2 separate regions of the Homo sapiens genome follow, and region 2 is linked to region 1. The links are chromatin loops, found by intact Hi-C in ENCODE. Cell type or tissue: ovary. All regions are shown on one strand. Links, peaks and the distances in the headings refer to the core of each region. The heading gives the core; the rest is flanking DNA. Region 1 overlaps CTNNBIP1 (catenin beta interacting protein 1). Region 2 overlaps PIK3CD (phosphatidylinositol-4,5-bisphosphate 3-kinase catalytic subunit delta).

What was found. A loop is a pair of places that touch in the nucleus more often than their neighbours do. Peaks named below come from ENCODE experiments on the same cell type or tissue, not always from the same donor. Only the 100,000 strongest peaks of a DNase experiment are listed, where the experiment ranks them.
Region 2: it touches region 1 in a loop (3-fold over the local background); 8 of 110 quality-filtered maps call a loop at or near these places.

The regions. Positions count from the first base shown.
Region 1 is chr1:9,866,297-9,869,207 of GRCh38, forward strand. The region is part of intron 5 of CTNNBIP1 (catenin beta interacting protein 1); the gene reads right to left. Among named protein-coding and RNA genes, the nearest start is that of CTNNBIP1-AS1, 19 kb to the left of the region's middle. In ovary, for the core only: a CTCF peak has its summit at 1,360 (motif pointing left); a DNase peak (open chromatin) is centred at 1,355.
Region 2 is chr1:9,703,463-9,706,373 of GRCh38, forward strand. All of the region lies in intron 2 of PIK3CD (phosphatidylinositol-4,5-bisphosphate 3-kinase catalytic subunit delta), which reads left to right. Among named protein-coding and RNA genes, the nearest start is that of PIK3CD-AS2, 17 kb to the left of the region's middle. In ovary, for the core only: no CTCF peak of the experiment used is centred there; a DNase peak (open chromatin) is centred at 1,428.

The sequences.
Region 1 (2,911 bases), core at 189-2,688:
GCCATTCACTATGGCCCTTTACAGTGTGAGGTCAGGTCTTGCTCACCAAGCTAAAGGGGCTGGATTTTATCCTCAAGGCAGTGGGGAGCCACTGAATGATTTTAAGTTGGGTGGAGGCTGGGCATGGTGGCTCCCGCCTGTAATCCCAGCACTTTGGGAGGCCAAGGTGTATGGATCACCTGAAGTCAGGAGTTTGAGACCAGCCCGGGCAACATGGTGAAACCCCGTCTCTAATCAGCTGGGTGTGGTGGCGGGAGCCTGTAACCCCAGCTACTCGGGAGGCTGAGGCAGGAGAATTGCTTGAACTGGGAAGGTGGGGGCTGCAGTGAGCCGAGATCACGCCACTGCACTCCAGCCTGGGTGACAGAACAAAACTCCTTCTCAAAAAAAAAAAAAAAAGTCGAGTAGAGACCCACTAATGTCACTCTAAGCCTCCAAAAGTCTCTCCAGCTGTGGGGGTAGAGAGCAGACCTGAGGGGGCAAGATGGGAAGTCGAGATGCCAGATAGGAGTGATCTGAAGCTGTGAGACAAGAGTGAATATGGGCTCAGTCCAAGAGGGGGCTGGAAATGAGAGGGAGAGAATGAAGCAGGTCTGGGGAGCCTTAGGATGGACTCAGTAACCCATTAGGTTCCTGAGGAAGAGAGGAGTCGAGGCTGAGTCCTCGGGCGCCGTGTACTTGCTGGGCATTGGTCAGGGCAGAGCACAGGTGGAAAATCCATGTCAGCTGGGCATGGGTGGCTGTGGTGATGCTGGCCAACAGTCAGCTGGCTATGTTCTCTGTTGAGATCACAGCACTGCGTGTGGAACAGGGAGAAGAGAGGGGGCAACCCTGGAGGATGACAGCCCTGATTGAGGGAAGGGAGTGGGAAACAGCCAGTGAGGGGTGACGTGAAGGACAAGGGAGGGAAAGGAGGCTGTCATTGGTGGTCTCAGCCCAGCAGAGGCCAGGCAGGCTGGGAACTGGGGGGCCACTGGGGCCTCTGCTGGAACCACCTGGTGAGCCCGTAAGGGGAGGCCCCCACCCCAGGGTCTCCAGCACCTGCCTGGCTCCCCATAGATACTCAACAAATGTGACCGAGGAAGGAATCGAAGGGTAGGGGGTAAAGGGGTGCCCACGGCCCCCTCCCTGGGCCTCAAGTAAGGGAGCAGTGCCCCAGGTACCAGACCCATCCAGCCCTGGAGGGGAAGCATGTGCAGGGCTAAAGGTGGCGGCCAGACCCTCAGGACCAAGGTCGGGTGCTGTCCGTTGGAGGGTCTGCCTCAGACCCCCTGCTAGAGGAGTCCCGGGGTAGATGGAGCCTCCTCTGGCTCAGGGAACACCTAAAGCAGCCTGGAGCATTTGCTGAGAGACAGCGCCACCTAGTGGGCAGGAGGTGCACGCCAGGCCATTACCCACAGGCTCCAGGCCTTTGGGGTTCATTATGGCAGTCTCTGCACCCTGCTCTGGCCCCCGCATCCTGCCCCAGTCCCTGGAGACAACAATCCAGGGCTTCTTCCACCTAAGCAGTGTCTGAGCCTCTGACAGCAGGATCCTGCAGCATCAGCTGAGATTGGCTCTGCGATGGAGAAGGTGGGCAGGTGAGATTTTAACAGAGATCCATTTGCCCACATGGCACAGGCAGATGCAGGGTCCTGCCCTCACATGGGTAAGCCCAGTATGGGACTGGGCTGATTGCAGTTCTGCTGTTATTGTTGTTGTGTTTGTTTGTGGTGTCGTTAGGCTCGCAAAGAAAATAAATATGCTTATGAAACTCTTCCAGACATGGCTGACCCCTCCCCTCTCCACTCCCAGTCCACAGAATTCTCAGAACCTCCTGCAGCTCAGGTCTGTGTGGCTCAGGCCCCGGCAGCCAGGTTAGAGGTATCTTTATGGAGGTAGGGGCAGTCCACAGGGCGCCCCAGCAGCAGGGAGTGACTCCCACCACCTATTCCGCAACGATTCCCTGGGGTCTTCCCTGGCTCCAGCTTCAGCTCCAGAAGACCCCTCCCCGGAGAAAGAAGTAGCTGTGGACAGACACCACCCACCCAGAAGGGCCTGGACTCCACGGCCCACACAGTTGGTCACAGCTGCCAGCTTGCTCCTACTGCTCAGCAGTTTCAGGGCAAGGTCAACAGCTAAGTGGGGTCACTGACCTTCCTCAACAACTTGGCAGAGCTCATTTTTATTCTTAACTGTGGGTTCGGCTAGGCAAGAGTTCTCCTAAAAATATTTTTTTTAACTTTCCCTTATGACAAAGAAACAAATGTACAATGTTAAAATATTAGTTTTACAAAAATGTGTGACTTGGAAAGTTAAAGTTTCTTATATAGTCCTATCCCCTAACAATTATTATTATTATTATTTTTTGAGACAGAGTCTAGCTCTGTTGCCCAGGCTGGAGTAAAGTGGTGTGATCTTGGCTCATCGCAAGCTCCGCCTCCCAGATTCAAGCGGTTCTCCTGCCTTAATCTCCCAAGTAGCTGGGTAGCTGGGACTACTGGCACCTGCCACCATGCTCAGCTAATTTTTGTATTTTTAATAGAGACAGGATGTTGCCATGTTGGCCAGGCTGGTCTTGAACTCCTGGCCTCAGGTGATCTGCCCACCTTGGCCTCCCAAAGTGCTGGGATTACAGGCATGAACCACCACGCCCAGCACCCCTTGTCAAAAACAAAATTTCTGACAGTCTGGTATATATTCCACCAGCTTCTTTGTCTTTTAAAAATTTTTTAAATTTATGAGACAGAGTCTCCCTCTGTTGCCCAGGCTGGGGTGCAGTGGTGCGATCATGGCTCACTGCAGCATCAACCTCCTGGGCTCAAGCGATCCTCTCACCTCAGCCTCCCTAGTAGCTAGGACTACAGACGTGTGCCACCACAGCCAGCTAGTTTTTGTATTTTTTGTAGCGAGAGGGTCTCCCTATGTTGCC
Region 2 (2,911 bases), core at 281-2,780, 160 kb before region 1:
AACGTAAAGTTACTAGCACCCAGAAGCCTCCCATGCGCCCTTCTAGTCACTCCCCCAAACCTGGGGTAACCCCTATTTCTTTTGCCACCATAGATTTATTAATTCTGCCTGTGTTTGTTTCTTTGTACAGTTGGAATCATGAACACATATTTTTTTTGTGGGCAGCTGCTTTTGCCCAGCTTTATGTGTGTGAGAGTCATCGATACTGTTGTGTGGACTTGTAGACTGCTCATTCTCATTGCTATATAACATTCTGCTCAGAAAGAGTATCACACATTATTTTGCCATTCCCCATTCTGTTGATGTGCATTTGGGAAGTTTCCACTTTGGAGCCATCATGAATAGTGATGCCATAGACACTCTTGCCCGTGTCTTTTGATAAATATACATGTATTTGCATTTCTCTGGGGTGTGTACTTTGGAGCGGAATTGCTGGGTCCTAGGGCATAGGCATGTTCAACTTTAGTAGATATTGTCAAACAGTTTTCCAAAGCAGTTGTACTGGTTTGCGTTCTTGGGGCATTTCTGAAGTCCCTGTACTCACTGGCATCTCTGTCCTGTACATATCAGAGAGCTATGGTTCTGGGCTTCATTCAGGGAAGAGTTAGGGCTGGTTGGCCACTGTGCTAGAGAGAGGTTCTTAGCCCAGAGAGACGGAAGGCACTTCCACTTTCTCCTGTCCTGTCTCACTGGTGACAGGACCTGGCATTTGATGTCCTGTGCAGACCAGTCTGATACTTTCTGTATTAGGAATGAGGTTTTCTGTGAAAGTATTTCCCTACATCCCATTTAGGTAAGGTGTAGTTGAAGACTTCATTTCCAGAGTGCTAAGGGGCAGGAGAGTGAGGGGTGTATTTTCCTGGAACCCAGGCTGTGGGTTGGAGTCCCTGGGAGCTCATGCCTCATGTGCTCATCTTGGGCCTCACCAGACTGAGTGGCCAAAGATACCCCTGACTTTCAAAGCCCATGGTCAAAGCCCATTTCATGTCATAAGTGGATTCTCCAGGATTCCTGACTCTCTCCCAAGTTGTTTTTTTGTTTTGCTTTGTTTTGTTTTGTTTTGTTTTTGAGACAGGGTCTCACTCTATTGCCCAGGCTGGAGTGCAGTGGCACAATCTCAGCTAACTGCAACCTCCACTTCCCTGGCTCAAGCAATCCTCCAGCCTCAGCCTCCCAAGTAGCCGGGACTACAGGCGTGAGCCACCATGACCGGCTAATTTTTGTATTTTGTGTAGAGACAGGGTTTTACCATGTTTCGCAGGCTGGTCACCAATGCCTGAGCTCAAAGTGATCCACTGGCCTCAGCCTCCCAAAGTGCTGGGATTACAGGCGTGAGCCACCACGCCCAGCCGGTCCCCCAAGTTTTGAAACAAAAGGAAGACTTTGGCTTGGCCATTCTCAGCAAGAGGAACCCAAAGTAGGATGTGGTTTTGCAATTGGAGGAAGTGGCGACCAGCAGTGGCAGTGCCTAGAGATGTGCAGCTCTCGCTCCTCAGGGCAGCTGGGGTCCAGCTGACGGTGAGGCCTGGGCCCAGCCGGCGCTGCCACCCAATCAACACCTGCCTTCAACCAAATATTTCTTTTCAACTGTTTTTACAAGTCTTTAAAATCCAAGAGAATGTGATCTTTAAGTAGAGAAGTCTTTGCTTAAAGAATAAAAATCATAAATCATAAAGGCAAAGATTGATAATTTGACCGCATCAACATTAAAAACTTCTACTCACCAGGCTGGGCATGATGGCTCATGCTTGTAATCCCAGCACTTTGGGATACTGAGGCCAGTGGATCACTTGAGCCCAGGAGTTTGGGACCAGTCTCTACTAAAAACATATATTTTTTTAAAGTCTCTATTAAAAATACCAAAAAAAAAAAAAAAAAAGGAAAAAAAAAAGGGTGTAGTGGCATACGCCTGTAGTCCCAGCTACCTGGGAGCCTGAGGTTGGGAGGATCACCTGAGCCTGGGAGGTTGAGGCTGCAGTGAGCTGTGATTGCGCCACTGCACTCCAGCCTGGATGACAGAGTGAGACCCTGTCTCCTAAAACAAAACAAAACAGCAACAACAAAAAACCTTCTACTCACCAAAAAGACACCATAAGCAAAGCAAAAAGATGACTCAGATTAGAAAATATTTCCCGCTCATTCAACCAACAAAGGAATGGAATCTAGAATATATAAAGAAATCCTACAAAGCATTAAAAAAGATTAAGTAACCCCACAGGAAAATGGGCAAAGTTTATAGTAAGTAGGCTATTTGTAGAAAATAAAGGTTTTATGGAAAATCAGGGAAATGCAAATTAAAACGAGATAATTTCATTCACATCAAATTGGCAAAAATGAGTAAATTTGACAATACCAAGTGTTGACCAATATCTGGAGATTGATCTCCATACCACAGTTCTGAGATTGCTGACGGGCACCACCGTCTTGAGGACAGTGTGGTGATATTTAGTAAAGTTAATGGTGTGGTTATACCGATCGTAGGTTATGCCACATGTGTCTCTTGAGCACTTGAAATGTGGACAGTGTGAGGAATGGAATTTTAAAACATTTAATTTAATTTAAAATTGCTGTTGATTCATTTATTGGAATTTTTTTTTTTTTTTTTTTTTTTTGGTAGAGACAGAGTTTTGCCATGTTGCTCAGGCTGGTCTCAAACTCAAGCAATCCACCTGCTTTGGCCTCCCAAAGTGCTGGGATTACAGGCATGAGCCACTGCGACCAGCCTTAAGTGTGTTTAGAACAAACTGGGTCTGGCTAGGAGCTCACACCTGTAATGCCAGCACTTAGAGAGGCCGAGGTGGGAGGATCACTTGAGCCCAGGAGTTCGAGACCAACCTGGGCAACATAGCAAGACCCTGTACCTCAAAAAAAAAAAAAAAAGTTAGCAGGGCATGGTGGCACAAGCCTGTAG